Regions from separate parts of the Homo sapiens genome. Here region 1 is linked to region 2. The links are chromatin loops, found by intact Hi-C in ENCODE. Cell type or tissue: PC-3. All regions are shown on one strand. Links, peaks and the distances in the headings refer to the core of each region. The heading gives the core; the rest is flanking DNA.

Evidence for each region. Peaks named below come from ENCODE experiments on the same cell type or tissue, not always from the same donor. Only the 100,000 strongest peaks of a DNase experiment are listed, where the experiment ranks them.
Region 1: it touches region 2 in a loop (5-fold over the local background); 1 of 110 quality-filtered maps calls a loop at or near these places.

What each region holds. Positions count from the first base shown.
Region 1 is chr7:84,322,415-84,338,175 of GRCh38, forward strand. It overlaps a transcript of SEMA3A not described here. Among named protein-coding and RNA genes, the nearest start is that of SEMA3A, 140 kb to the left of the region's middle. RefSeq lists an enhancer at 14,032-14,081. In PC-3, for the core only: no CTCF peak of the experiment used is centred there; no DNase peak of the experiment used is centred there; H3K4me3 peaks cover 579 bases; H3K27ac peaks cover 1,835 bases.
Region 2 is chr7:84,245,807-84,261,567 of GRCh38, forward strand. It overlaps a transcript of SEMA3A not described here. Among named protein-coding and RNA genes, the nearest start is that of SEMA3A, 59 kb to the left of the region's middle. RefSeq lists an enhancer at 5,009-6,208. In PC-3, for the core only: no CTCF peak of the experiment used is centred there; a DNase peak (open chromatin) is centred at 5,845; H3K27ac peaks cover 1,548 bases.

The sequences.
Region 1 (15,761 bases), core at 4,154-9,153, 77 kb after region 2:
TCTCACCTTGAATTGTAATAATCCCCATGTGTCAAGGGCAGGGCCAGGTGGAGATAATTGAATCATGGGGGCAGTTTCCCCTATGCTGTTCTCTGGTAGTAGTGAATAAGTTTCACAAGATCTGATGGCTTTGTAAATGGGAGTTCTCTGCACAAGCTCTCTCTCTTGCCTGCTGCCATGTAAGATGTCCCTTTGCTCTTCCTTCATCTTCTGCCATGATTGTGAGGCCTCCCCAGCCATGTGGAACTGCAAGTCATTTAAACTTCCTTCCTTTATAAATTATAAGTCTCAGGTGTGTCTTCATTAGCAGCGTGAGAACAGACTAATACAATCATTTTAAAGAAAACATAACTTTTTAGAAAGATACAAAAATAGTATTTGAGGATTTAAAAAATGTGAAATCACATCAGTCATGTTTAAAGTCCATACAGGCTTCCTGAAGGACTTTGCATTTGAGAAGAGGGGCTTCCATTTCTAATACTGAGGGAGAATAGCATGGCAGGTATGTGTGTATTCAGTAGAGCCACACTGCCTAGATTGGAAACTTGATTCTACCACTGCATTCACTGGACAAAATTTGGCAAACAACCACAACTGTGGCCTTCATTTTTTAACCTGTAAAGTGAGGAAAATAATAGTATACCCTTTGTCAGTGTATAATGAAGATTAAATCACTATTTAAATGAACATGATCAAATACTATGATTAAATGCATAATAAATGCTCCATAAGTATTAACAACAATGCTTTCTTTAACGTTCTCTGAAGATTAGCTATCAATAGATTGACTTTAATTAAACTAATTGTGCGTTTTGTTCTATAGTGTAATATTTATGTCAATCAAAAGTATCAATACTCAAGAGTACTTGATTTCCTCTTCAAAAGATGCAATTCACTGTGGTAGGGTTGCTAAAGTTTGCTAATATTCATGTTAGCAAAGCTCTTAATCTACATGTTTTTTGTCACTAATCACTACATAATCAAGTGTGCCACATATGACAGACAGACCGCCTTCAGCTAAAGCAGAACGTAAGTACAATTCCTTTCTTATAAAGAAAACACTTCTCTGATGAAGAGAAATCATGTCATTTCCTGAGTGGAAGTTCACAAGGGGGTACTTGCAATGTACAAAGAGTGAAAACGAGTAAATTTTGAGTGGAAACATAGGGAAAACTCTGAAAAAATAGTATAAAATTAAAAAAAAATGCTTCCATGCTAAATATGACCCCTTCTTACAATGAACTATAGTTCTTTAAAAATGGAAAGCTTATTCTCTGATTATATTCTGTCATAAATCATATGGACAGATGTGCGCCTTAGTCATGCATCATGGTTGATTACCATCATTCAAGGTTTATGCAACACAGGCTAAGAATTTTATTTTTTAATTTAGAATTTAATTTTCTGATATTATAACAGACAGTAATATCCCATGAATTTTTCTTTGCTGTAGTACATCTGCACAATAGAAATATTTACATCAAACATCTTTCTTTGTGACTTTAAAATCATATATAAATCTGTTTATTCTCTTCTAGAGAGTAGCATATTTTAGTTTTTAAATGTGGTTTACAATAAAGTGTTTGAAAGTTTGTAATTATGTATTACCTTTCCTAGCTGTTAAAATAAATGGTAAATCAACACAATGTCAAAACGTGTAAATAAATAAAATTATCTGAAGAACTAGTGTTTATCAGTGTGATGGCAGAGCCAATTTAAATTTTTGGCACAAAGTCAAGGATTTTAAAAAATTACAGTGTGTGTGAAGACCTTTCAAATATTGTTGAGCTACAGCAGCCTGACTTAGGTGGGTGGGATAAATCCATAGGATGGTTTCCTTCAAAAGCAAACTCTATAGGACCAGAGTAACCTATTGGAGCTTCCATTCAAATCTTGTTCATTAGTGCAAGTCAGAACTGTTACACAGAGAAGATTAACATGAGATTACTCAACATTTCTATTAGATAGAGTCCAGATTTGACACTGGTCATGGATATAAAGTTAATGCTGAATTGGCTTTGGAATTCCATCTCATAGTTATCTGCCAGCTCCAGTGAATGAACAAAAACAAGATTGTCATAAAGCAAAAAGAAAAGAACATATGGCTGAAACAAAACAAATGCTGTTTTGGCTGATAGATAGCAAAATGGTAATTATATATACATTGGCAATCATATTTTATTAAACTAGAACTCTAGATAACAAAATATGTAATTTTTTTAACTTTAACAAGAAAATTCAAAATAATTTCTGAATTTATTTTTCAAAGAGACTTCAATTTATTATGAAGCACATGGTCTTAAAAATCATTTTCTAGTCTTGTGAAAAATACATACCAAAATATGCTTAGCTGAATAGACTACAATATATAGGTGAAAATGGAAAAAAAAGACCAGACTACAGTATAATCATTAATCATAAAAATAACTTCATTCTTTCAACATTCAACAAATACTTATTGATTGATAAAATGTATAAGGCATGTGTGGCATTGTAGAAAACACTATAATTCGGTAGATGCAATCCACTCCATCCGTCAAAGACCTTACGTTCAAAAAGAAAGACAAAAAGATACTTTATAAAATATGAAGCATGAAAACAAGTGGTATATCTAACAGAATAAATGCTATATATACCATAACTTATGTTTGTCTTTTTAAATAATAGACCTACAGACCTGTCACAATGGAGAATGTATATATCTCTATCTATCTATCTATCTATCTATCTATCTATCTATCTATCTATCATTTTAAAACAATTATTTAGTTGGGTCAAGTATGGAGCAGAGTTCTGAACTCTGAAGTTAAGGCAATGGATACATGAAGTTCCTGCTCCTATAAAACTAACATTCAAGTGAAAAGAAATAGACAATCAACTAATCAATCAAACAATCAAATTATGATTTTAAAAAATACTACCGAAGTGAGGCAAAAAAGAGAGTGATGAGTGGTGCTGTTTTAGATCGGAAGGTCAGGGAGAACTTCTCTGGAAAGGTCACATTTGAACAAAGATCTGAATAAAGACAGAAGATTTGCCACAGGATATCTGAATCTGAGACAGAAGAGACTCAAAGTATACAGGGGGAAGTATTCTTCTAGGAGTAGCAAGGAAGGCCATGTGGCTGCAGTGGTCCAAGCTAGGTGACAGGTGGCAAAGGAGATCAGCGATATATGAGGGAGTATAACCACCAAGAGTCTTGTAGACCATCAAGGAATAGGCAGGCCAGGAGGAACCTTGTATTTGTAAGGTTTTGAGCAGAGGAGTGATATGATTTGCCCCATTTTATTTTATTTTAGATAATAAAATATTTAATTAGCCAGTAAAGATTGAATATATTCAAGGAATACAATGATGTTATTCAATATACATATACATTGTTTAATGATTATCACAAATTAACACATCCATCACCACTCGTGCTGTAATTTAAATCACCAGAACTTGTTCATCTTGTAAGAGAACATTTGTATCCTCTGGCCAACATCTCCCCATTTCCCCACCCCCAACACTAGTATCCACTGTTCTGCTCTCAGCTTCTGTAAGTTTACCTTTTCAGATTCCACATGTAACTGAGATCATACAGTATTTGTCTTTCTCTGTCAGGCTTATTTCACTTATCATAATGTCTTTCAGGTTCATCCATGTTATAAAAATTGGCAAGATGCTCTTCTTCTTTCTGGCTAAATAATATCCCTCTGTGATCTGGCGTACTTCAAAAGAACCACTCTGGCAACATGGTGGAGTATGGATTATAGAGCTGCCTGTGCAAGCATGGAGATAATTTAGAGAGCTTTTACAATAGTTTAGAGGAAAGATGCATGTTGGTTGCTTATGCAAGGGCATTCATAGTGATAATCACTAAATAAGTATTTCTGATCAAATTCTAAATTGATTAATTCTATAGTATAAAGAGACAAATATAAACCAAAGTTAAGTGTTCTATGAAGCATAAACAATAAATATTTTCTTGAATTATTTGCTTTTGACTGATTTGGGTTTTTGGATATATAACTAAAACCTATGGGTAAATCACAGTTTCACTGTGGAGTTACAGAAAAGATACAGAATGATTAATTTTATTTTGTGAAATTTCCTTGTAAAAAATTGAATTTATAAGTGATATGTATTTAATAAATATTTTATGTATATTCATTTGATGATTATTTTTATTCAGTTTTGTGAAAATTTATGTGGCATAAAAATTTATCCTTGTGTTGAAAATAGTCTAGAAGGCTGTTACAGGCACAATATCATAGACCTGTTTTTAAAATGATAGCTTGTCTGACAAAAACAAACAATAGGGAAAAGACTCCCTATTCAATAATGGTGCTGGGATAGCTGACTAGCCATATGCAGTAGACTGAAGCTGGATCTCTTCCTTACATCATATACAAAAATTAACTCGAGATTGATTAAAGACTTAAATGTAAAATGCAAGACTATAAAAATCCTGGAAGACAACCTAGGCAATATCATCATGAACATAGGCATGAGCAAAGATTTCATGGCAAAGAAACCAAAAGCAATCACAACAAAAGCAAGAATTGAAAATGGGATCTAATTAAACTTAAGAGCTTCTGCATAGCAAAAGAAACTAACAGAATAAACAGACAACCTACAAAATACTTGCAAACTAGGCACCTAACAAAAGTCTAATATCCAGCATCTATAAGGAACTTAAATTTATAGAAGAAAATAATAGGTTATCTGAAATATGCAAAATCTGTTGATGAGTTTATTGCTACTCTTAATAGATTCACAATATTTTCAGAGAGGTGAACATTTGCCTATGAGAGAATTCCAAAAGATCTTTTGAAATAATTTACATAAAATAACTTAATTCTAGGCCATTAGGTATGTTCAATGACAGTCAGAAAGCAGGTAGTCAGTTTTCATTGGAATAATCAGGGGGCACTTCATGTAAAATAAAGTAGTCATGATGGGGGAAAGGGTGAAAAAAATGCTAGGAAGGAAAGGAGAAAGAGAGAAAGGGAGGTAGTGGGAGAAAGAAAAGCAGGTAGGCAAAGGTAGTGGGAAATAATGAACCATTGATATATGCCAAGAATTATACCAGGATTTTTTCACATATAGCAAGGTACTATCAAAGAGCATGTGTAATTTCTAACAGAGAATGCATGAGAGCATGAAAAATTATTCTTGATTTTTATAAGATCTCTCAGGATATTGTATATGAGATCTTTAAAAAAATCTATAAAATTATGAATTGTATATTTTAACCATCTTTTTTTACAGAATGTTTAATTTTTCAAAGTAGCATTATTTTAAACTAGCTCCAATTTTATAACTTTCACCACTGCTAGCTAATGCAAGTAATGTGGCATTTCATCAGAGATTTCAAGCATAAAAGCATGCAAATGATGCAAGCTTCAATGTAGAAAAGCAGCTATGGAACATGGTCTCTTTGATAAATGGATAATCATAAGGCTGTTTTCCTTTTCGCTAGATTTTTTAGCCAGAGTTAAAATGTAAACTAGGATTAATGGCAACAATATAATGTAATATTTGCATATATTCTCCACACAATTAATCAAACAGAAAGATAATTTATAGTAGTTCTAACTTATTGGGATAAAGGTTAGATTACGATTTCGAGTTTATGAATTAAATCTTTATAAGTGCTTCCATTTACCTTTCAATAATCAATTTTGTTGGAGTGCATATAATTTCTTTTGTACAAATAAGTTTGCTTGTAAATTATTTTTTAAAAGCCAGTGTAATCTTTAGGAATATTACTCAGAAAACCCAAAATGAATGAGGACTGGAAATTGGAGAAGTCAGTTATTATTTATGGCAGACCTATTTGGGAAAAACCATTTTAGTGTTCTCATCTTTACATTTCATAATACTCATTTGCATTGCCACAATACCATTTGATAAACATACGTAAACATGAATGACCTCTTTAACACCATGTCCTACAGAAAGTTCTGACATAACATAAACGTTCAGTTCTTGAAAGAAAGAAACAGTCAAAGAGAAAGAAAATGAAAGAGCAGGAGATAGAGGGGAAGAGAGACAAAATAGACAGTAACTTTTAGAATAAGAAGCTTCTTATATGAGAAAAATATCTTTGAAAAACGCAATGTTGCTTGTAATGCATAAAATATTTGAAAGCTTCTCTTTTGATGAGATAGACTCTTATGTACATTGAATCAGTCGATTATAACTGATCTATTTCGACAACCTATGGTAAATTTATACAGAATGAAAATGTCTTTTATTGTATTGACTTTTATTCATTTTGACTCATTTCCTTCCTTTGTTCATTCAACAAATATTTTCTAAGGATTTGGGGCCTCTACAAGATACTACCAGAAACACAGTTGTGAATGAAATGCAGTCTCAGCAGAAAAGGAGTTCAAATTCCCATAGAAGGGAAAGACATACAAATACATGATGAAAAGAAATGCAATAATTTAAATGAATCACACACAGGGTTATACAAAGTCTCTGGGAAATAATTTCAACTTCCTCTCACATATAATTTCCTAACAGAGGTCATTTTCAACCTGGAACTTTTTATTCATTTATTTATTTATTATTGTTATACTTTAAGTTCTGGGAGACATGTGCAGAACGTGCAGGTTTGTTAAACATAGGTATACATGTGCCATGGTGGTTTGCTGCACCCATCAACCCATCATCTACATTAAAACCTGGAACTTTTAAGAAAAAAAAACCCGATTGCATCAAGCAAACGGGGATGTTGTGAAGGGGGTAAGAGAAATCAATGACATTTTGGCAGAGGTAACATTATGTATAAAGGCATGAAGGCAGTAAAACATTGAGTGTTCAAGACATTACACGTAATTTTCTGTTTCAAACCAGACATTTTAATGAAACAAGTAGGTAAAAGATGAGTTTTGAGATGTCATGCAGCCGTGTCCAACCCTTTGAATGTGAGAACCTTTTTGCTTAAATGTGGTGGTGGATATCACCACATTATGCCGGTTTATTTATTTTATTTTATGTTTTTCAGCTCATCAGCTATTGTTAGTGTTAATATATTTTATATGTGGTCCAAGACAATACTTCTCCCAATGTGGCCCACGGGAGCCAAAAGGCTGGACATGTGTGGTCATGGCAAAAGATTTGAGGAAGATTGTAATCAAAGAAGAAACATGCACATATCAAAATTTTAGGAAGGACACTCTCCCAGAGACCTAGAAGAAAGACTGAACAATTAGATCATGTGACTATTATAATATCCAGGTGAACAATAATGAGATTCTAAAATAAGATGGAGGCCGTAGTTTTGTTTACCATACCCTTATAAAATACAGTGCTACATTATATTTTCTAATTGAAAATTAAAATAAACATTTAGTGCAAAATAAGAGGGAACACAGTGTATAATTTCAAAAGCTGTGTTATTTTATATCACATACTTGCACTTCTCTTTGTGCTTTCACATGGGGTCTCTCTGGCCTTGAAATAAATTACAGTCCCACACTGCAAAATTTTATGGTATTATTTTTCTGGCCAACTTAGGGCTTGTAACTGCTGGTTTAATTGATGTGTTTCACTATTTGATTAATTCAATAATAGTGATTTTGGGCCAATCATAATAATCCATATCAGATTCCCCACACTTTTACCTAATAAGCAAAGATGAAGCATAATCTAGAAAACACAGAATCTCATAACCAATAACATAAGTAAAATAAAAGCAAGGCCAGTTATGTGCAATTTATTTTAAGGCATCACTGGCTTATACTTAGCAGAAATAAATATATTATATCCTGGATATATGTCTCGTTGCTCATTTTAACCTATATAACAAACCTGCACATGTACCCCTGAACTTAAAAGTTAACTTTAAAAAATAGATCTCATTATTAAGTATTTTCATAGTACATTTCAAAAGTGAAGTTATCTCAAAAATAAAGTATGGGTGAGAAAAATGACTTTTTAAATGTACCTCCTGAACAATTAGGAATTCTAATATCAAACTTTGAAACAATTTTAAAAAGTAACAAATTATCATATGCACTTACTTAATAAGATCTACTGACTTAAATGTTTCCAATGAAGTTCATGTGTTTAGATGAATATCATAGTAAACATTCGGAAGATATCAGTGGCAGAGATGGTGAGGACATAAAGTAGGAAGGCACATGTACATTTTCATCTCTTATCACTGGAAGGGTATTACCTAGTTTATTTTTCCTTTACCACCCAAAATAGTCATCTACAATTGACTTTCTATCACTTTTTTTCCCCCTGTGGTACATGGGATATGGTAGTTGTTTTTTATTTATTTTTTTGCATGCTTACATGACTAGGTATTTTAGAATACTACAAGCACTTTTTTTAAAAAATAATTCAACTCCTCCATGAAGCATAAGCTAATGACTGCAATGGTCCTTCCCTCATATTCTGAGATAAGAATGGTTTGGATTTTATTAAATCAAAGAGGATGAAAAGTATAGAAATGGATTATGTTCTTTATCTATCTGTTTGATAAGCATATCTGAGGGTGGCTAGCCAAGGCATTCAAGACATAAACCAATGATTCCATGCCATGGAAAGAAAGGAAAGAATCATACACTGTTAGGTTTTATAGATCAAAGTCAGTATCCTAGGTTTTATATTTGAATGTCATGACCTATGTAGAAATGTACTGAATGAAGTTTCAAATAGTCAATACCTGTGACAGATATGGTTTTCTTTTTTGAACTATTGATTGCTTTTCTGAGTAATCTCCAAATCCTACTTTGAAGCCATCCAATCTGGATCACAAAAATACGTCAAGAACTTTAGGGTATCAAAAAAACAGAAGTATCTAAGATGACTAAGGAATTTGCCAGGGGTATTTGGAAGAATTTTTGGCTTTCTTCCAAAGATTTTTTAGCTTGAAATCAAGGCTTAATATTTTATGACAAGAGCCTTCTACCTTAAACAAAGTCTGTTGAGTTTCTGCTTTTAATCCCAACCCATAATTTTATAATAAAGTTTGAAAATGAAAGATTCAGGTGATTCTAGTTACTTTAACTGTTTCAAATTCACTTAATTTTTAAGTTAAGTTTTCATTGCCCCTTATCTACAATGCATTGAAATTGTTCTTTATTACTAGCAGTTTGTGGTTTTATATGCTTCTAACTAATCATTGTTCATTATACCAAGAGAATCAGATTTCCAACTATGGTTTGATGTCATTGTGTATATACAGGACGTCCACAGGTGCCTGGAAAGCCATAAAGAAAAAGAAGGAAACCAGCCAAGACTAAAGTTTCACAGATCCAGATGTGGCTGCTGCTGCTGTTTGGGAAAAAAAAAATAACACATTTTAGACCTTGGCATTTCAGCATTACAGCTGGCAAGTAATAAGAGAGAATGAAGTCTGTGTGCGTGCATGCGTGCGTGCATGCTCCTTTTGTGGCAGAAAAGGGGGAAATGGAAGGCAGGAAAGTCCAATCTGCTGGAGTAAAATAGAAATGTGGATGAGAGCCTGTTCAACCCCACTGGCAATGAGGTATTTCCCTTTTATTAATGAAATGTTCTGGCACAGTGGAAAAATATAATTTGCATGAATGAGCACATCAATCTAAAAAAGTAAAAGTCCTGACTCCTGGTCATTTCTTTCAGCTTATTCACAAAATTCTCATAAGCAGGATTCAGTTGTCTTCCTCTTTAGTTAAGTTACTTATTTTTTACCATTATTCAGCCATATATACCCTTCAGAGAGAGTTCCAACAAAGGATCTGGAGACTACATAGGTCATTGAATCATGTGATATGTTAATATCAAGTGGCTCATAGCAGATGTTCCTATCAGAATATTACAAATAAACCCAAAATTCTAAGTCCCAACGACTCATTTCCAGAAAAAAATAACATTATATTTGCTTAATATTAAAATGTTATTAATGTGATTGTAAATTATTATGAATTATTTTTCATGTATATGTAATCTACCTCTTTTTATTTTTCACAGTGCCCATCACTGGATACACCACCAATGAAAAGAGATGTTCTTAATTCTACGAAGTCTTGGACAGTAGTCTGCAGAAATCTAAATGGCAAGACAAGTTAACATCTGTTCATTCTTTACTATAAGTCTACACTTACAGGATAAAATTGAGAAAAGACAATTTAAAATCATCCTAATCTGAAGAAGCTAATCCTTGTTTTCTTTCAGTGGCAATTTAGTGTGGTAGTTAAAAGAACATAGCTTTAACATGTGGCTGTGACGTCAATCCAAGGCACTGATAAATTGAAATATATGTGTGTGTATACACACACACACACACACACACACGTATGTATAAATCTGTGCTTTATTTAAAAAGCATAGAAGAAAAAATAATTTATTTTTTAGTTCTTACCCCAGAGTAAATATTTACAGTTCTTGACTATATTAAAACATTGAGTACCTTTATTAAGTTTACTATACTGAAATATGTTATTATTTACATGTCTTGACTCCCTACATACATATTATCAAGGTAATGACTTAACATTTCAGAGTTATGAATCATTTTATCATTTAGGATAAGAAAGAGAAATAATGCAATCTCATTCTATAAAAAGTCATGATTCCAGCTAAGACTGGTATCTTTAATAATATATCAGGACTTGATTTAGGGAGTCAATTCATTAGTTATTTAGTTACCTCCATTGATACTATTTTTGTGTAATTGCTGGTCATGATGGAGCATGTCTTATATAAGATGTGAAAAATGACAATTGTAACTTTGTACTTTTTGTGTCAAATTAGAAATAGCTTTTAAAACTTGCTGTCTTCCAAAATCCTCAGTTGAAGCACCTATCAAGATTTTCATCACAAAAAACTTTGAGATCTCCATTGATGCTCCCTAAGTTGGTGTTTTCACCTCTGCTAGATTGTACAAAATGCAACACAAGGAAGAAAGTATCCTCCACTGGCTAGTATTCCAACTCAGTAACACTCTAACTTGACCATGATGATATCGAAGATTTTCTACAACACTGACTCTAGAGTCTTTAGCCTCATCATTTACTTCTTTACCATAATGCTTAGCACACATAGAAGAAACTAAAACAAGCAAAGAAACAACACGATGAGGTGAGGAGAGTGACTTTAGTTAATAGAATGATACGAAGGAGTACTTAATTATTATTTCAAAATTTCAAACTGTTCTAGCTTGCCAGGATATACTCTACTTTCCAAAGAAAAATTGAAATGCAGAAAAATACAGTTCTAAGACAAGAAAGTAAGAACATAATCTGGTAAATGTGCTAATTTTGAAATATTTTAAGGAAGGACATTTTCAAAGGTGTAATGCCTATGAGCACTGACACATTTCTCTTTTGTTTTCAGCTTGTGACTTTTATCCAAGACATATGCTATACATACAAAGTGACTAAGTATCTGTTATAATTTAAATGAATTCTAAGCCTTGGGGCATCAGGGAAGTTATTTTTAAATTTTAAAGGGAAATTACTTTTGAATTTGCCATTGCCAGAAATTTAATCTGAATGCACTGAAAAGAAGAGATGTAGTTTTCACTTTCTGGATTGTGCTATATCCTATATTTAACAGATTTTGTCATATACTTAAAGTCCACCAAATGTACTGAAAAGTAATAGTATATATCCATGTTTCATTTTCTTACAATTGACTAAATACTAAAAACAATAGTTTTTTTCTTAAAAGTTAATCATCTAAAATGCAATAAGTCATCACAAACTAAACTTTGATCACTGCTAGTTTAAGTTCTGTCTATATAATTCCAAATCTCGGAATTGATCTTTTTAAGAGTAAATATTTTGGATTAAAAGTTTATTTTCCATTTATATATTTGCTATTCTACAAATTTTGTTTTCATAAATATATTAATAAATTTTATGTAATGAAGATTTCAGAGTAATGAAAATATTTTTATAATTAACTTCTAAAGTTAATCTCTATGTTCATAATCTATAATTTACCTCATGAATTTCAATCTAATTTCATGTAACCTGAGATGAGATTTTATGGATTAGAAAAGTTTCCAGAAAACTAGGCTACTTACAATGTATAATTACATAAATAAGAAAAATATTTTATTAAACTAATGGCTTGTAATAAAATAATTTTAGCCCTCCATCCTTCCCCTTATTTCCTGCACTCTTCCTCCACCTGTTCCCTCAATTTTCCTCCTTGCTTCCTGTTTTGCTCTTCCTTGGTCCTGGCCCTCGCTTCTCACCACCTCTGTCTTACTTCCCTATTTCTCCCCCAACCTGCTGCCTCCTGGTCACCCCCATGTTCTTTTCCCCAACCTCAATCCTCCCTTTTACTACCTCCCTTTCCACTTGCCCCCCTGCTTCTTCCCTCCTGTCTTGATCCACTTTTCATCCCTCCATCTTCTCTCTTGTTTTCCTCTCACTCACAACCCCTGCCCTCCCACCACTCCCACCCTCCCCTCCTGGTCCTGCTCCCTGGCTCTTCCCCTGGCCCTGCCTCCTCAATTTCCCCCTAAGTCCCACGCCTCATTTTCTACTTAGACTACCCCCTCATTTTCTACTTAGACTCATGCCCTCAAAAAAACAATAATGATTTTATCTTGACATTTTTTGTGAAAATCTTTCTAAAATGTGGTACAATTTCTAACATGCTGTATATATTTTCTACTATAAATGCTTTAATATTTCCTTACTGATAAAAATTCAACCTTAAAATTTTCAATTTTTTGAAATACTTTGAATCTATTCTGTAAGATAGGGAGGATAAACTCTCTAAATTACTAGAATTTCCTATTGATTTTTGTATTTTTCTCTACTATTAATTTATTATGAATGTTGGTTGCAAATAGGCTTATAAAATAGATATAATTGTACATAATTTCAATTGGTCTTGGTATAATAATGGACTACACTACTTTTATAACAAAAAACATGAGTTTTACAAATTTTGCACCTTTATTCTTCAGATATTTTGTATTTATATTTTGAGTATGAAGGGTTATTCCCTGATAAAAAATATATTTTTACATTAGCAAATATAGGTTATAGTTGTGGAAGATAATAATTTATTAGTCCAACTAAGAAATTGTGATGGGTGTGTGAGAGAGAAAGTGGGAGCAAGAGAGAGATCTATCTTAATATCTATTACATACACACACAATATGTTTAGTTTTCGCTGAAAAGCGAAGATTATGCAATTCACATTTTCTTTGGGAATTTGATCATGTTATTTTTAAATGATAGACATTTATGAACTATGGAACAGGCATCTAAGCAAATAAATTATAATTAATAATAAGAATGAACGTATGACCTTAGAGAGTGAATATACTAACTAATTTTGTTTACTGACATTATCTCAAATTTCAGAAGTGGTCTAAGGAATCCCTGCCTATTTGAAATATAATGTGGGCTACATATTTAATTTTAAATTTCCTAGCATTCACATTAAAATAAATAAATTAAAAGGTGAAAGGAACTTTAAGAGTAGATTTTATTTTACTTAATATATTAAATTATTATTTCAGTGTGTAATAATTTAAAATTTATTGAGCTATTTTACGTGTTTTTTTCTTATTGTGTCTTCAAAATCTGTCCATTTCAACTCAGATTAGCCCAGTTTAAGAATTCAGATGCCACATGTGGCTACTTGGTATTTATAATATTGGACAAGACAGGTCTAGAGTGTAGCTAAAATCCAGTAACAGCATGATCTTCTTTAAAAAATATCAGAGCACCTTCTTCCTAGACACCATATTTAGAAGAATATAAGCAGGCAACTGTCACATTTAAATATTACAATGACTATAGAAACAAACCTTCTATGAGTGCAATTAAGAGGAAACTTTTCAAAACAGAGGAGGTAATTAAGTAGAAAATGTGTGGTTAAATCCACACAAAAAATGTTGGATGGAAAGATCCTTTTCTAAACAGAAGAACACCAAACATAAAAGGAGAGGGGAGGGTCGGAAACTTAGCATAGGCAAAAATTACCATATTTACTGAATAGAAGGCCAGTTTGGCTCTGGAAAACTTCTTCTTTTTTCCCCCCAGAGAGAATGGCCACACGCCAATAGATACAGGCCTAAAATAGAGTATATACTATGGTAACCATAGTAATGAGTAGATGGAACTAAAAAAAGCTGGTCTTGGGTGAGCAGATGTTCAGTCAAAGCAAGAATGAAAACATGAACTGCATTTCACAACCTCCATTTTATCTACATACAGTAGGACAGTGTTCTATGAGCCTGTGGGAGAAATGTGCTGAAGGAGGAGGAACCAGAATGCCAGGAATGCCTTGTTATCAGTACAGGCACACAAACCTAGGTTCCAACAGAAGAATTCATCAGAAAGAAACATCCTCAAGTAGGGCTATGAGAGATTGATACATATTCCAATTACATATATATCTTCATGCATACACGTACACTTTACTAAGTAAAGTAGCATGTCTTGTAATCTTGTAAAATAGTCTGTCTAGGTTGAAGTATGAAAAAATTATGTACTATTTCTCAATTTCCTTCAGGAAGTCTAACTTAAATATAATTTTTCTAAGAATAACATGGTTATCTATATCATGCCAACACCTTCCCTAGACTTGAAGTTATTTTTGCTGCAGAACTAGATCAGTGTTGTGGTTAGGAAGGAATATTATGCAGATTGCCTGGGTTTGAATCCTAGCTTACCAGATGACTTTGGACAAGTAACTTAAACTCCTTAAGACTCAGTTAACTCACCTGCAAAACAGAATTAAATAGTGTCAATTCATAGCATTGATATGAGGATTAACATGAAGAAATTAGGAGTGTCTGGCACACAGCATTAATAAATTTTATTTATTTTTAACAATAATTCATTGTTATTTTTATGCCATATGCCAATAAATTCCCAAAGACCTGGCAAGAAAAATGTTGAAACTATGTTTTACTGTGCCTAGCACATTTTTGTTGATGCATGTGTAATATATACATAAATGCACAAAAAATGCACAGAGATCCATGTCTACATATACTTCTATATTTTCCATCCCTTAAAGCAGGCATCTTATGAGAAAATAAAGTCATACTCAAAGAAGACAGGTAGTTCTCATCTTCCAGTGTGCTATTTGGCTAACAATCCATCATTGCATTCATCTGGCAGTGTTTCAAAACATATCCCAAGCCGCAGAAGACTACTGAGCCAGAGGAGCATTGAGTCATAATTAGCTCAAGATTAAAGTTCACCAAGGAATGGATTCAAATTCAATTTAACATAAAAAGGCTTTGGAGGGAGGGATCATTGTGTTGAGATCTCAATGAAGCAAGCTTGCATTCTTGATTATTGGAAACTCCTTGATAAAGAATCTCCCTAGATCCTTAAATGCTTTGTGCAGCTGGGGTTTGAGGTCATACTTTTCACTCCACTTGGTGTGGGAAAGAGAGTTGGCACATGTTCGTCTTGATCTACATGTAGCCCCAAAGCATTCTCAAAGAAAGAACAAAAGCATACATAATTGCCTTGCAAGAAATGTTTCTCAACAATAAATTTCAGAGAGCAGTGCTATATCTAGGAGGAGAACATTACAAATACAAGTTGAATGATAAACCCCACTGGTCAGGGACAGAAAGTCTTATCAAAGGTCTGACAAAAGCTTTATGTTATCCACAGTTTAACAAAAGCCTACACATAAATATTTTTATCATAATGTTCTACACACTTATACATATATATACACACATATCTCTATACACATATACCTGTATAAGTATGTGCATATACTGAGTATATGTGTATATATATAATAAAATATGTGTATATACATGCATATATATA
Region 2 (15,761 bases), core at 3,743-8,742:
TCTCTCAGTCAGGAGGCATGGGGGTCAGGGACCGACTTGAGGAGGTGGTCCATCCCTTAGCAGAGCTCAAGCACTGTGCTGGGAGATCTGCTGCTTTCTTCAGAGCAGGCAGGCAGGAATGTTTAAGTCAGCTACAGCTGTGCCCATAGCCGCCCCTTTCCCCAGGTGCTCTGTCCCAGGGAGATGGGAGTTTTATCTGTAAACCCCTGACTGGGGCTGCTGCCTTTCTTTCAGAAATGCCCTGCCCGGGGTGGGAGGAATCCAGAGAGGCAGTCTGGCTACAGCAGGATTTGCAGCATTGCAGTGGGCTCCGCCCAGTCTGAACTTCCTGGTGGCTTTGTTTACACTCAGTTGGAAATGCAGAAATCACCCGCCTTCTGTGTTGGTCTTGCTGGGAGCTGCTGATGGGAACTGTTCCTATTAGGCTATCCTGCCCAGGAATACAATTTCGTTGTTTTAAGTCATTAAGTTTGTAGTAATTTGTTACAGCTGCGCCAGAAAATTAAAACAAGGACTTTCCAAGCATAAAACCAATGGAAAAGTGGTTTAAAAATGCACTTGACAACATAAAATCTTAAACTTACGTATGTCAAAAATAAAATGAAATATAAACTGTTCATATGGTTTTGCTAAAGACATTAAAAAGGATTAATAATTTCAATATATAAAAAATGACTAACACCCCCAAATTAAAATAAGACAGAGGTTATATATAGTTACACAATCTCTGAAATAAGAAATTCAACAGATAAAATATACATGTATATTATATATCCAAAATGAAAAGTAATCATATAAATGCAAATGAACTAATAATTGCTACTAATTTGTCAAAATTCTCAAACTCTCTTTTTTTTTCAGTATAGATGGGAGTATAAAATTTGAATACTAGCATCCTCTTCTCATGGGAGGACAAACTATATCATCCTAGAAAATAGCTTGATATGTATACATGTACAAGGAACTATAAGTGTGTGTTTTTGGCTCTGTAATTTAACTTTTAAAAATTAGTCTTAAGGGAGTCATCAGAATGATTTATACAAGGTTATTTTTCACAGAGCTATTTATAGTAGAAAATGATTGAAATAAAAGCAAGAGCTTAACAATATGAGAATATATTTATAATTATTACAAAATGATATAATGTAATACAAAGGGATGACATGATTATAAATTATGGTTTTTAAGTGTCATTAATGCCATCAAAAATGTTTTTAGTGGTGAAATCTAAAAGCCTAAGGAAAAAGTAAAATATCAGATTGATATTTGATATCAGTATATAGAAATTTGTGGCAGTAAAACAAACCAAGAAGAATTATGAGAAGGTACATTTAAAAAGCAAGCACAGAAAGACTTATCCGATTTTTGTAATAGCTAATTCTGCATGGCAGTTATGTAGGTGAATTAGTTTTCTTATTTTTAATCTCCAGTGGTTTTATAATGAAGTTTTATTAGCTTTACAAATTTTTAAAACATAACTACTTCCACTTCACAGAATATGTATAGCACACATCCATGTATTCAACATCAAGATTAACATATTGTCATATTTGGTTCTAGTCCATCATATTTTCTAGTTTTTAGAAAAATTGAAAAAATGACAATATAAAAAGTAGGCTCCCTCTCTGTCTGTTTCTAGTTAACAGTTATAATAAAGTTGGTATGGATAACATATGTAATTGGGAAAAATGATATTAAAATTTTAAAGAAAATAAAACCTTTGGTTAAGAAGGGTTAAGCCAATAAAGAGTAACATAACTTCCCAATATTTACAGCAAAACATTTTGACTGGCCAGGCAGACAAAGGAAGAAGAAGAAAAGGAAATTATCTGCAAGATGTAGAATAAATAGCTGTTTTTGCTTCTAAAATTCATTTAATAAACTCAATGATCCACTGGAGAGTGCGTAAACCATAGTAACTCCCCTTACCCCAGTGAACACTCACCACCTGGTAACTGTTGGTAGTTGTCCAGAAGGGTGTGTGAGAGTACTACTGCCCTGAAAGTATGAGTCTTAGAAGAACTTAAAAAACTACAGACAGTGATGACTCAGTGTTTAGAAGGTAAAATATGTGATAAGTTTAAATTATTTCTTCAAGGTCCTTTAAGCATGATTTACCTTCTGGATTACATCTGCATGAATTGACTACCTAGGCTCTTTTATAGTTTATATATTATGTTTATATTTTCAACATGAATAATTCTGCTTTGTGTTGGGCAGTATAAAGAAGTCATTCCCTTGTCACCATCCGATAAATAAATGCATACATAAATAATCATTCATACTATCTTCCTTTATTGCTTCAATATAAAAACCGGCATATGTGGTCTCCTTTCCAGTAAATGACAAACATAATGAATACTTAAAATATATATTTAAAGATAGTTTCCCCATGTTGATATTTTCCCTCAATTCTCCGCTTTCTCTTCAAATAACTTTTAGCTTGTCCTTTAAAGTGGCTGTTAATAATGTATTTGAGGGAAAATTATTAAAATGGATTTTTTTAAGGTACTTCAAATTCTTGACCATGCCACTCTGACAAATTAAGCACAAGTACTTTCTGCAGCCCTCCTGTGCATGTGCTATATGCCCGGCATGCAAATACTTCACAGCAAAAGGGAACTGGGAAAAAACCTTTTGCTTGGAGGCTGTGGCATGTGGTCAAGCAAATAATTTCATCATAAACTGAGCATTCACATGTCTTTTTGTGAGAGTCAGCAGATACACATTTATGTTCCTCTACAATATGTCTCTATTCTGCCTAGTGATAAACACTGCTTTTTTTTTAGCTCTATTATCTATGAGTTAAAATATTTTTTTCAGACACGTTTCAATAAACAGCACGTCAGTGATTGTCTATAGTGTTAAAAGGTTTTCTCTAAGCATATCTCCTAAAACAACTCCACTCTTTGATCTCTCTCTCTCTGATCCTCCCTCCCTCCCTCCCTCTCTCTCTTTTTAAAATTACGCAGTAAGTTTTAGGAGGGTCTGTACCTAGGAGAGACTACAAAAACGTTCCTTAAGACATAATAGCCCAGCGTTCCCACTATGAGGGAGTGTGAGGCTTCAAGGAACAGGAAACTTACTGCTCCTCAGAGACTGCATCTTCCCTCATGGCATGATCTGGGTCAATGGAAGGCTACATTTGACTAGATGTCTATGAACAAGTTCTAACCTCATGAGGAATGAGAGTCATGGGTGTATCTAGGCTTGGCAAATCATATGCAATATTTCATGCAGTTCAACTTTTCGCTTCCCTGTTTCAGAAGAATAAAGTGCTTCTCTGAACTCTGCTGGATTGCCAGTCCTCTGGCTCCTCAAGTGAGCCATGTTCCTGCCTTAGCTACTGTATCTGGAGATTGCCCAGAATCTAAAGTATCTCTAAAGGGTCATTCTTCAAACCCGCCCCTCTACTTGTATTTACCCACACTGAAACACTTTTAGATTAACTTCCAGTAGATAGAATTTGTTTTGAGAATAGCAATTGAGACCAAGATGGAAAGGAAATTAGTAAGGAGGAGATTTGTGCTGGTCACAGTCTCTCTCTCTCTCTCTGTCTATCATCTATCTATCTATCTATCTATCTATCTATCTATCTATCTATCTATCTATCATCTACATATATATAGATATATACATATTTAACTTCTTTTTGCCAATACATGCAGGTAAAATAAACACATCTGGCTTTCCTGTTCCCCATGGTGATGGGTTAAGATATATTTTTCATATACACAAGTTTCAGTAAATAATATATCAACTATTGTTTATAGTGCTAAAAATGTATTCATTAGGAATGCCACCTGTTTTTAAAGAGATAAAACCAAATACTATATGATACTGAAAAGAACCATGATTCCAGGTCTTATGTCATGTAATATGTGGAATTAGCAGTGCATTTGAGTCTGGTTCCAACTCTTAAAACACTAAATATGTCATCTTGGGCAAGTTACATCATCTTCCTGAGATTCCTTTCTAAAAAAAAAAAAAATTGTCAAGTACCTCTCTGCCTTATACAATTATTTCAGAAGTCAAGTGAGGTAAAAAATAAGAAAATTATTTACATAAAATAAAATAGGCTGTGCTTGCATAATGCTCTAAGGAAGGGGAAGCAGTTGCATCCTGTTTTTTTTTTTTTACTCTGAGACTGGTATTCTTTCTAATTGACTCTGCTCAAACGTATGAAATATTATTACCACATTTCAACAAGCCTGATTTCTTTCCTCTCTAATCCAAAATTATAGACTTCTGAAGTCTTCAGACATCATATTGCAAAGAGAAAATCTTATAATCAGTTACTTGCTGGGGATATATAAACTATACTGGTGTGTGATTTCTTTTGAAAAATTAATGTATAGAAACATATAATTAGGCATAAAACACAATTTCTTATGTATCACTTTATTACTTAGAGATATATAAAAATTTACATTTTGGTTACATTAATATTTTTTTTTTTCATCTGTGGTTTAAAACCAAACCAAAAAAAGAAAAAAAAAGTAACATTTAACTGTTTAATTGCTTCCATTTTGTTTGGGAAACTTAACCTCAATTTAACCTTTGTGGCTACTGTGCAAGTCAAAATCAAATGACTTTGACGATCTCAGTCCCAGAATAATAAACTCACTGGGGGCTTTAAACCTCTTTACCTTTAGCAGGGGGAGCTGAGCAGTCTTCAACTTGTTTGTGTTCATTGATTGATAATGAGCAGTTTCTCTGTCTACATCTGTGTGGGACCATGTGAGGTCTGCTTTAGCCTGCTGGGAGTTGAGAGGAGGGAGAGGCAATCACAGTGTGTTTAAAAAATTGTTCTAAGGATGACATTTGGGAGGCAAATATTTTGGCCACAAGCCAATGTAATTTTTTTTAATGCTAAGACAAGCTTGGCACTTTACATTTAACTTTAATCTGTTTTCATAATTCAATATAAATTGACACATCACTATTTCTATGTAATGGAAAGTTTCTTCAAGTGGTTACCTCTATCAATAGGTTATTTTTAAAATACAGTTATGGAATTTTATTCTGATTTCATCATTTGCTTAAAAAAATCTATTAGGCCTCAACTTTTACTTGTCAATTATTAAATACCAGTTTCTTGCTTTTGTTTTCTATTCAATTTGACAAAGTATGCGTATGTCCAGCACGCAGATAATCTCCTCAAGAGTCAATTTTTTCTTATTAAATGGAGATGAGACAGTAGCGATGAAATTCACAGAGCTTACTCTTACTAAGGGTTTCTCTTATCTTTAAAATTTCAAAGTATAAATAGGTTCAAATATAACCATTGCATTTTTGCCATTTATGTAACAAAAGAAAGGTATGTCAAATTTCAACATATCTATGGTTTAATGACACCATTAATTTCTTTGTTCTATGCGACTGACTAACTTTAATGATATCAACATTCTGGTTCAATATCGTGTTTTCAGAAGCATTGGTTAAAATGAAAAATGTCATTTGTTGATCCAAGGTACTATGTTTTGGAAGTGATCAAGAGAGCAGCTGGGCTGGAATTTCCGATTGAGGAATTCCAGGAGGTTAGGAGCCAGGAGAGCTGATTTACATGATTGTTAGCCAAGAGTGTGCTTCCAAGTGGACAGGAGGACTTGAAGCCAGTACACATGGTCAGAAGAACTAACTCCAGCATAAGCAGCAGGTTCTCATTTATTCTTAAGTGAGGACATCCATGCTAAAGTGAAGACAGAGAGATTGTCTTTGAGCCAGAAGGCTGACTCAAGAAAACTATATTCCTTTATATCTTGAAAGGCTATTCATGGAGTGGGTGTCCCACAGAAACCAAGCTACACAGTTAGTGACCGCCCTAGCACTCTTTACATAAAACTTATTATTATGTGACTCATCCAGCCTCACCACATACTGAGCTTCTCCTAAGCAGCAAAAGCCGTTTGTTTTATCCTGAGAGTGACTGGTAGGATTTCCTGGGTCACTGAATCTGTAGAATTCTTACAAAATTTAGAAGCTCTTTTCTGATTAACCAAGAACAAGAGAACCTAGACCTTCTTTTCCTACTCATGTGAGCTACTGATTAAAGAATGAGGATTAATATAATCACTAATGTGATTCAGCGTTCACAAAATAAAAAGAAAACAATTGCGGAGAACATATACTTATTGAGACTAGAGAATTTGGAGGGGGAATTATTCTTATAATAAATAAAACCACAAGAATAATATGGCTTTTAAAATGTCCTGTAATTCCAAAAAAGTAATTCTACCTGAGGTCAAAATGATGTAAATTTGAATACTCATCCGAATCCAGCAATGGACTCTTCTGAGTAACTGCTAGAGTGGATAGAAAGTACATCCTCCCAGCAATCCTCTTCCCTGAATGTCATTGTTCCCTGCAGAGACTTTGGTAAGTGTTCAGGAGGAGTAAGATCAGTGTCAGACCACTTAATTGTTACCTGGTGGGCATCATTCTATGGTATTGCTGAAGTGTAGCATCACATAATTTAACAGTCAGTCATGTGGAAATAGAATTGACAGTCACTTCTGAAAGAAGAAAGATGAGAAAACAATTCGTAGTCAAATAGAAGGGTACTGACCTCCATATAAAGGCAAACCACGCAATAACACAGAAAGAAAGAATTTTTCCAGATGTGGTATTGAGTCTGCTATAGCACACACAGCAAAATGGGCTACATGTAACAGAGCCATTGTTGAAAGTGAAGTCTCCTTCATCAGTTATGAACCTGTCATAAAAATTACTGCTTACCTAAGATATTTTCCCAATGCTTGAAAGACATTTATCATTTATTGAAAACCAAATTTCCCCATATATAAATCAGGAAAACAAATTGTTACCTATACAGTCATTCAGGATGACATGAATATTAAAAGCTTCCGCTATATAGTGAAGAATAAAAATATATGGATGATATAAAACATGTTATTTCACTCTCTCATCTATTTACAGAAATTGTATATATAAAATTATCAATTTATTTTAAAATGCGAAGTGTAATTTTTAATAAAGTTTCTAAGAGAACTTGGATCTAAAGGCTTTGTGGATGTATACTTTTGTGCTGAAGTTACTTATCTTTATTTTTATTTTATTTTATTTTTTTGAGACAGAGTCTCACTCTGTCGCCCAGGCTGGAGTGCAGTGGCAAGATATCAGCTCACTGCAACTACCACCTCCTGGGTTCAAGTGATTCTCCTGCCTCAGCCTGCCGAGTAGCTGGGACTACAGGCGTGTGCCACCACATTGGCCAATTTTTGTATTTTTAGTAGAGACAGGGTTTCACCACGTTGGCTAGGCTGGTCTCAAACTCCTGATCTCAAGTGATCCACCTGCCTCAGCCTCCCAAAGTGCAGAGATTACGGGCATGAGCCAAGGAGCCCAGTCCTGAAGTTACTTAGAATCATGCTTTCTACAAAGGCCTGGTTAAGAGCTATGTAACTTTTTTATAACATTAATTAAATCACACAGTAAGCATTTCCTGGGCATCTACCTTGAAGGGTTTGGAAATATATGAGTAGCAAGACAGATCTAGCCTCAGCTTATATGGATTCTCTAGCCTGATGGAGAGTCCAAAAAAAAAAAAATTGTGTTAAGGGTCACAATGTGTCTATTAGATTAAGTGGCCCAGTTACTTGCTATTTGCAACTTTAATGAGGTCAGTTTTGTAGAGATAAAATGTGTACAAGACATGGATATATATTTTATGTTATATATTTACGTATATATAGTATCCATTATGTTAGATATGGATGCATAATGTATGTATTCCATATATATGCATATAATATACATGCTTTATATTTAATACAGGGGGTGCAAAGTTGGGGTGGTTCTTCTCATCTGATGGTTAATACTTTCTCCATTGCAGTAAGAAGTTAAATTATATCTTGGAAGGAGGGATAGAGGAGGGCAAATGCTGTAAGAGAGAAAGATAAAGATACCTGGAAATGACTTCTGTGGAGAATTGCAGAGAGGAAGTTGACACAACTAAGAATCTCTGGGCAGCATTAGGACCTGGTTGCTGCTGGTCATCATGAATGTGTACCATTACCAACTTTCATTGTTCTGTGATTTTCTCCAGTAGTTCTGGTGGAAGCACGGAGATGCTAGACTAGTACAAATGATCCCAAATTGGGGTTTGGCAGAAAGATGCAAGAGCTTGATTAACTTAGATAAATAAAATATTAACATGATAGTGAATTACAAGGAGGATAGAAAGGAAATGACAAAAATGATGACAATTGAGAAAACAGAGAGATCAAGCTATCAAATGTGTGAATGAGACAAAATCTTGAACTGCTGTCCTCAAACATCTGAAAGAGAGAACTGGAAAGAAGGAGGCTGTGAGAGATTTAATCATCTCAGTCTTTTATTCTAAACTTCTCATGATGACAACAAGGGCCAGATGTGACTATTGGGATTTGGTTACTTAGGTTGAATCAAGTGGAGATGAGGTCAAGGAACTGAAAGGGCAGGTTGTCATCTGAGCAAAAATAAAGACATTGCATTTCCTTAAGATAGCTGTTAGGTTTTGCATGGGAAAAACAAAACAAAACAAAACAAAAACTTGAGTTGGGTTGCTAAAGTTTTCAGCAAATTACAGGAAATGATTTGAATGTGAGTGAAACTCACTAGGAAGCAGAATGAAGAGATAGAGCTGAGTGCTATGATCTAAAAGTATACGTGTTTGTACCCGAGTTGATCTGCGGTGGCTTAGCAAATTCCCTGAGAATTAAAATCAGAGGACAATGACGCATAATATTCCAATGGGAATTCTAAATATTGTACATTTCATGAAAATCCTTAGTTCTTGACACCTCTTCTTTAAAAATTTAAGCAGTTTTACTACAGTATAATGATTATAAAGTACACATATTTTAACTGCTAATTGGCACATATTTACAAAATGGACTTTCTGTGTAATCACCACCCAGTCAAGATATGGAATTACCTATAACCCTTGCTTTGTACACCTAATCATTATCCATACTCTGACTTTTATAATCATGGATTGGTTTTGTCTATTTTTGTCTGCTTTTATAAACTGCTTGACCTATTTGATGGCCTACACATATGAACCAAAAGACATTTATATGAAGTTAATGAAGTATTATTTGCAATTGACTTCCTCAAATTTTAATGAAATAAAATTTGGCATGTACTTCATTTAAGAAGAATGTGAGTCTTTTCAAGTTCTAGTTTTTGACTGCTGGGGAAAAGGTTCAAGTGAAAAGCAGACAGAAGTAAGATGAGGCTCCAAAGCTTTGGAAGTAGAAAGTAGATTGTCATCATGGAGTGAAGCACTCGGGGACATTACATACCTGGCTATATGTATGAGTCCTTGTCCATTGGCAGGCCTTGGTTCAAAGTTGAATTTATCAAAAACACCATAGCAAACAGAAATATCAGTTAATTTTTTATTGAGCACTGATCACAATACAGGCATTCTTTTGATAGCTGCGTATATATTATCTCTGTTATCTTCACAGCTATTCTGTAAATTTGCTGTTCTCCTACTTCCATTTTATATCTCTCTAAACTGAAACATAAATAATTGAGATTGTCTTCATCCAGGATTTCCATCCAGACTATCTCCCCCAAAGGCAACACTCTTTCATAGCCAGACTTCTTTCAAACCAAACCTTGACCCCTTCACAAAGATTGTAGAATTCCAACTGGAAATGGACAGGAACACATCTGTTACCCACAGCAACTCTGTTGAAATCTGAAACCTGAAGAATTACTCAAATGGATAGTCTTTGGTGAGTATTTCTGGAGTCTACATTCTCCCTTTTCTTTGGTCTAACCTAGAAAACTTCAGGGGCGGATGTCTCTGTGTTCTTGTCATATTTCCATTGATTGCAAAAGTCTTATGGTTTTATGCTAAGGTCACATTCATTATCAGCCTCATTATGAGAGCTGATTGGTAATGAGAAAAATGGCATATAGATTAGTAGGCATACCAAAATCACTTCCAAAAATAAAAACAGAAACACTCGGCACTGATTTTTTTTTTCTGATCCTTTAAACAATTGCCAACTGAAAAAACAGGCAAGACTTTTAAAATGTTAATGTCCTCTTTATTATGATGGCAGATAAAACAATCCTGCGTCTATCACTTTTTAATTCAGATTTATTGAATATCTAGAGATTTATAATCCTTTCCCCAAGCACAAGAATAAAATATAATATATAATTAGCATCTGGAGTTTTCTGAAGACGATGTGATTGACGGAGGTGACAGAGATGATGTAAAGGTGTCAATAGCACTTAAGTCTCTGTATGTTTGATTGTGTGCATTTACAGTCCCATACCTGCTTAAATACATACATAATGCAGAGAAGAATATGAACATGACTATCTTCCACAAGAAATGACATGCTACAGTAGGTGGAAAAGTGTTGCTTTAACATACCTAGTAGTCAATAAGTGGTATGTGAATTTGTGAAGTGAATGTAGTACCTATAGATGTACTATATATCCTATGATACTTAAAGTTACATCATTATTTAAAAGTAATGATTTGTCTCTAACTCATTTATCTTTGAACAAGGGAAATATATTCTTAAAGCTCTATTGAAGTGCATTACAACTGCTCTGAGACTTAGAGATCCTTTGGACATTTTTAAAGCCATTATTTCAATCATTATTTTATCTAAAAATACTGTTTTAAAAAAAGGCAAATAAGGAAAACAAAAGCCTAGTGAATTTTAGCATCTGTCTGAAAGTAGTCTAGTAAACCACTGTAATAAAAATGATGTGATATACTGAGTTTGCTGAACAAAGGGAGCTTACAACACACTCCAGGGTAGCAATGAAGGGGTTACTGTTTATCATAATGTACAACGGGATGGAAAATGCATACTGGCTTTCAAGTTCAAAGGGCTTGAAGAAACTCTGGTAACTTTATCCCCTTTAGTCACAAACTGTGAGACGACATATGGTTAACATCCTTTTTTGGTGTTATTTTTAAACTTGTTTATGAGACATAAATACAAAGTATTCTAAACCCTATAATGACTTTTCTCTCTGAGTGGAAACTTGATTGTGATGGCCAAGCATTACTTCTTGCAGTTTGACTATCTGATGAATTTTCTCTTCACTGGTGAAGCAATAATGGATGCTGGAGAAACCAGAATCCAAAAGACTAATATATTATATTGTTGCTCTTCTTTTTTTTTCTCTTTTGAGTTTTCTCACGGCATAGGTATTCCAGACATAGACAGCTTCGATGGTTGAAAAGGGGATTTAGAGAACTGCCAAAAATCATTTGGAGAAAGAGAGTGTCTCCACAATGTTCCATGAATCAAATGGTAACAAGGGAATATTATTTTCTGACTAACTTAATTTCTGACTCTATAGCAGCTAAAGGTTTGGTCCTCCTAAATCACACAAGATTTTTTTTAAAGAAAAGAAAAGCCAAAGGAAGTAATAAATGTCAAACTCTCATCAAAAACAGGCTGGGCACTTTAATTTTTTTTTTTTATTTTAGTCTTCACTGGAGTTCTTTGAACTTGTAAAAAGTAACCCATCTGCAGTTCAGATCTACTGTAAAGCTGGTTTACCATGCTACCTGTTTTAAAACTTACATTTTTTTCCCCAGGAGATTAGGAAACCGGGACCATAATACATTATTAAATATACACATCTATTCCCTTTAATTTTCTTTGGTATATATTTAGAATCCCATACACTGTAATCAGGTAACATTTAAAGTATTAAGATGCATAAACATGTGGGTACTAGCTATAACACTGAAGTCATTTGTTTTAGGACAAGAATGTGTACCTGCTCTGAAACATTAATCCCCACAGAGGATGGCCAGGGCCTCCCAGTAGAAATTAAACAGTGCCTGCTGTGATTTTCTCTCATCTGATTCATCAACTATGTGTGTATTGGCTCTCTTTAAATGAAACTGAAAAGCAATAAAGACCCAGAATGAAATTTCATAAAGACACTACTTTTTTTCTAGTGCTTAATTGTGGCAAAAAGTATATGTTTTTATTCATAAAATGTAAAGAAAATGGTTTAGATGAAATGAATATCATGACACAAACAACTTAAACTAGTGAGACAAAACATGTGGACCAAAATCATATAATATGATTAACATTTTATTTCTATATTAGACATATAAACAGAATGGTATTTCATTTCTTGTGTTTCTTACTTTTTCTGTGACAAGTCAAATGTTATTGCAAATACTCATGTGACATATCTAAGACAAGACCGAACAATGTCTCATTTAAAGCTCTGAGATTCAGGTCATTGTCTTCGTGTTCAAAGACTCGTTCTCCCCTTTCTTCTAGCAACACTGCCTCACACAGGGTCAGCACATTACTGGTTCCCCTTTCTTCATCATATGGATTCACATCCAGCATTTCATTGACTTAGGGTGTTTCTTTTTGGGGGTCAACGGGTAGAGGAGATATGTGGCTTTCAAGCAATCCTTCTGATATAAGCTCATATTTCCAAAGGTCAGATGCTGCTATTGCTTAGTTTGTAACTGTTATTACCTTGACCTCACTTCCTATGTATAATAGGTATTCATGGATGGATGTTTAGTATTGTAATGTTTCTACTGAACTCTTAGGGAATTCTTTCCCACCATATAAAAGTTCAAGGGAAAGAGAAAATGTGACATAGTAATCCAAAGAAAGATTTATATGCTGTATTTTGAGAAGATAATTCTACCCAATTCAATATTATGCTCTCATCCTTGTGGGAAAAAAAATGGGGACAGTCACTTTGGTTTTTGCAGGATTTTACACACATTTTCAGACAAGCAAAAATATCCCCTATGTTTCATTTTTTGATATCTGAGAGTTGAATAATATTTTAAATGCTTCAGGTCACAATGCATATTTGCTTAGTGTGCTTTTCACAGAATCCTAGAAACAGCTGGTCAATTTTTATTTATTAATCAGTGCTGCTTTACTGCTCCATGAGACAATGAGAAAATGGTGCAATCAAAATTATAGCCCAAGATTCCTCACTTCTAGTCATAAATTCCAACCACAAAACCTCATTCTTCTTTTTAAGGTACTGCTATAGGAAACTTGTCTTATTCCAAAACCAACACTCTAGGGATTATCTAAACCAGAAGGGATGATTTTTTTTTTTTTTTCCTTTTCTGAGCTGTGGCCTTGCCATCTGCTATATTTCCCTTGTTTCACAAAACTGGTTTCTATGACCAAGAAACTTAAGTTCCAGCAAAGAAATAGGATATCTTATGCTGGTCTTTTAAGTTTAGAGAACAGTATGTTTCAACAACCTCAATGTTGAGATACCTGTATTTTACATATTTTCATATTATTTAGTTTTTCAAAGAATAAAGCATTTGAGCATTAAAAAATCCACATGTATTTTAAACTAATCAATAATAATTTCCAGCAACTTTTCACTTAGTTTACACTATAGGTGATAGGTTTTATGGGATACTATTTTTCAATTAATTCTATGCAACACACAATTTATGAAGAGAGTTTTGTTTCTTCTATACTTGTTCTGAATAGTATGCCACCTCCAGGATAAATTATGACCAAAGAGACGAGTATGTTTTTTACCTCTTTCATATCTCCACCCACTTCATTCTGAGAACAGAAATTGGTTCCCTAAAGCTATGCAAGATTAACTTCCCAGGTGGAAGTTATGTAAGATACATATATTTGTCCATGAGGTGTAGGGAATTGGGGGTGAAATGAAGGAGGGGTTTGGAGAAAGGGTTACTTGAATATACAACTGAGAAAAAAAGGAAAACATGAAAATAAATAATTATTATGTAATTTTCCTGCAATAAATCCTAGGTACTTATTTTAGAAGAAAATAAAAGAATATTTATGGTACTGGGAAAAAAATGGGAATCTTCCCTTGCTAAGATTAAACGTTGCCCAGGAGGAGATATAGATGTCACTAATGAAAACCTTGGGTAGGAGAAAAATTAAAGCAAGCTGCAAGTGAAGATCTAAGTGATTAGTGCAGTTAAAAAACAAACAAACAAAACAAAAAACAACACACGCACAAAAAAAAAAAAAGAAAAGAAAGGAAAAAAAAGAGCAAGCAAGTAGAGAAATTGGCATAAAATGGCATAAAATGAAGGCAAGCCCCTGGCTGTTCTCTGGAGAAAGGGAGTGTTCTAGAGCACAGCTCATTGTAGATGCCGATACACAGCAAAACTTTTGATGCTTCGTGTCAGGTGCCTACTGCCTACAGTTGTTTTCAAAGACATTTTCTCATATACTTTGTTGCATCTACAACAAACAGAATGATGCTTAGCATTTAGTTGGTAGTAAATAAATACTTGCTGAGTGAACAAGTAAATGAATAAATGAGGGAATTAATAAAATATGAGAATAACTGAATCATTTAAGCGTGGTATATCTTTAAGAGCTTCATAGAACAAAATAAGTAAAACATTACTCTCTCCATAATACTAGGTCACTTTATGTCAAATAAATAATGTGTACTAGGCACCATAATAGGTATACTACTGATGGCAGCGACAACCCATCTGGAGCTGCCATTGCAAGGATGCCAGCTGCAGGAGGAGAGGTGCAGCTATTTACTACATAGGTCCAGTGGGAGCCAGGAACAGGCGAGAGCCCCACCCGCCACCAAGTTGGTGGGGCAGGAGCCCACACTCCCAAGCTCAGTCACAGATGCCCAGCCACAGCTCCAGACCCCAGTATCCCTGCACTCTCCAGGGACCAGAAAGCCTTTCACCCCTGAAGGCTCGAAAGTGCCTGTTCCCACTGTCTGGCCTCTCCCCACTCCCGGCACCTACTCCAATTTTGGACCAGAGTTGTAGCCAACCCCAGGTGCTGTTGCAACACAGTTGGATGTGAGTGCTCTCAGGGGTGGCTCTGACATGCTAGCCCCTGCTGCCTTGGCTCCCTCTGGACTTTGGGCACAAATGAGCATGGGAAGGAGGCCAAGGGGGGGACTGAGGGAGGATTGGCATAGGCCTTCAGGCAACCCTCAGCATGAACAGCCTGTGCGTCATGGATGATATGTTGATGGCAGCAGAAGGCAGATAGGCTTAGGGGCAGAAAGGGGCGTATCCTTGGTGAAATCCCACCTTCAAGCCAGGGACTTCCTGAAGCCTGAGGCCCAGACTGTCCATTCCAGGTGGAGTCTGTGGCCAGGAGTGAAAACTTATGGTGCTTTGTCTGGGCCCCCCATGGCTGTCCATGGACTAATCAACATGCATTTCCTCCCTTTTGAAGCCCATAAACCCCCCAGATTCAGCCCAACTCACACAGACATTGGGATTACCAACTGTGAGAAGGAGATACCCAATCTGGGTCTCTTCAACTCATTGGGATGACCTGGCTGTGGAAAGGAGCTACCCACTCAGGGTATTCTTTCTGATGAGAGCTGGAGACCCATCAGGACTGCCTGTCTGTGGATAGGAGCTACTCACTTTGAGTCTGTGGAGACCTGTCCTGTCACTCAATAACACTCCTCTCTACCTGGCTCACCCTCCAGCTGTCTGCATACCTCATTCTTCCTGGACACTGAATGAGAACTCAGGACTCACTGAATGGCAGGACTGAAAGAGCTATAATACAAATAGGCTGAAAAACCCCCTTGCTGACCACATTGTGGGTGATGAGAAGGAAAAAAAAGCTGTGGCCCTTTAAGGATCCAGATCTAGGGGCTCCCTGAGCCAGGGCTGTAATACGTTATTTGGGGCTCTGTGATTTTTGGCATCTCCATGCTTCCAGGAGCCACCACATTCCCCTCATCCAGACATGGGTGCCCACAGCAGAAGC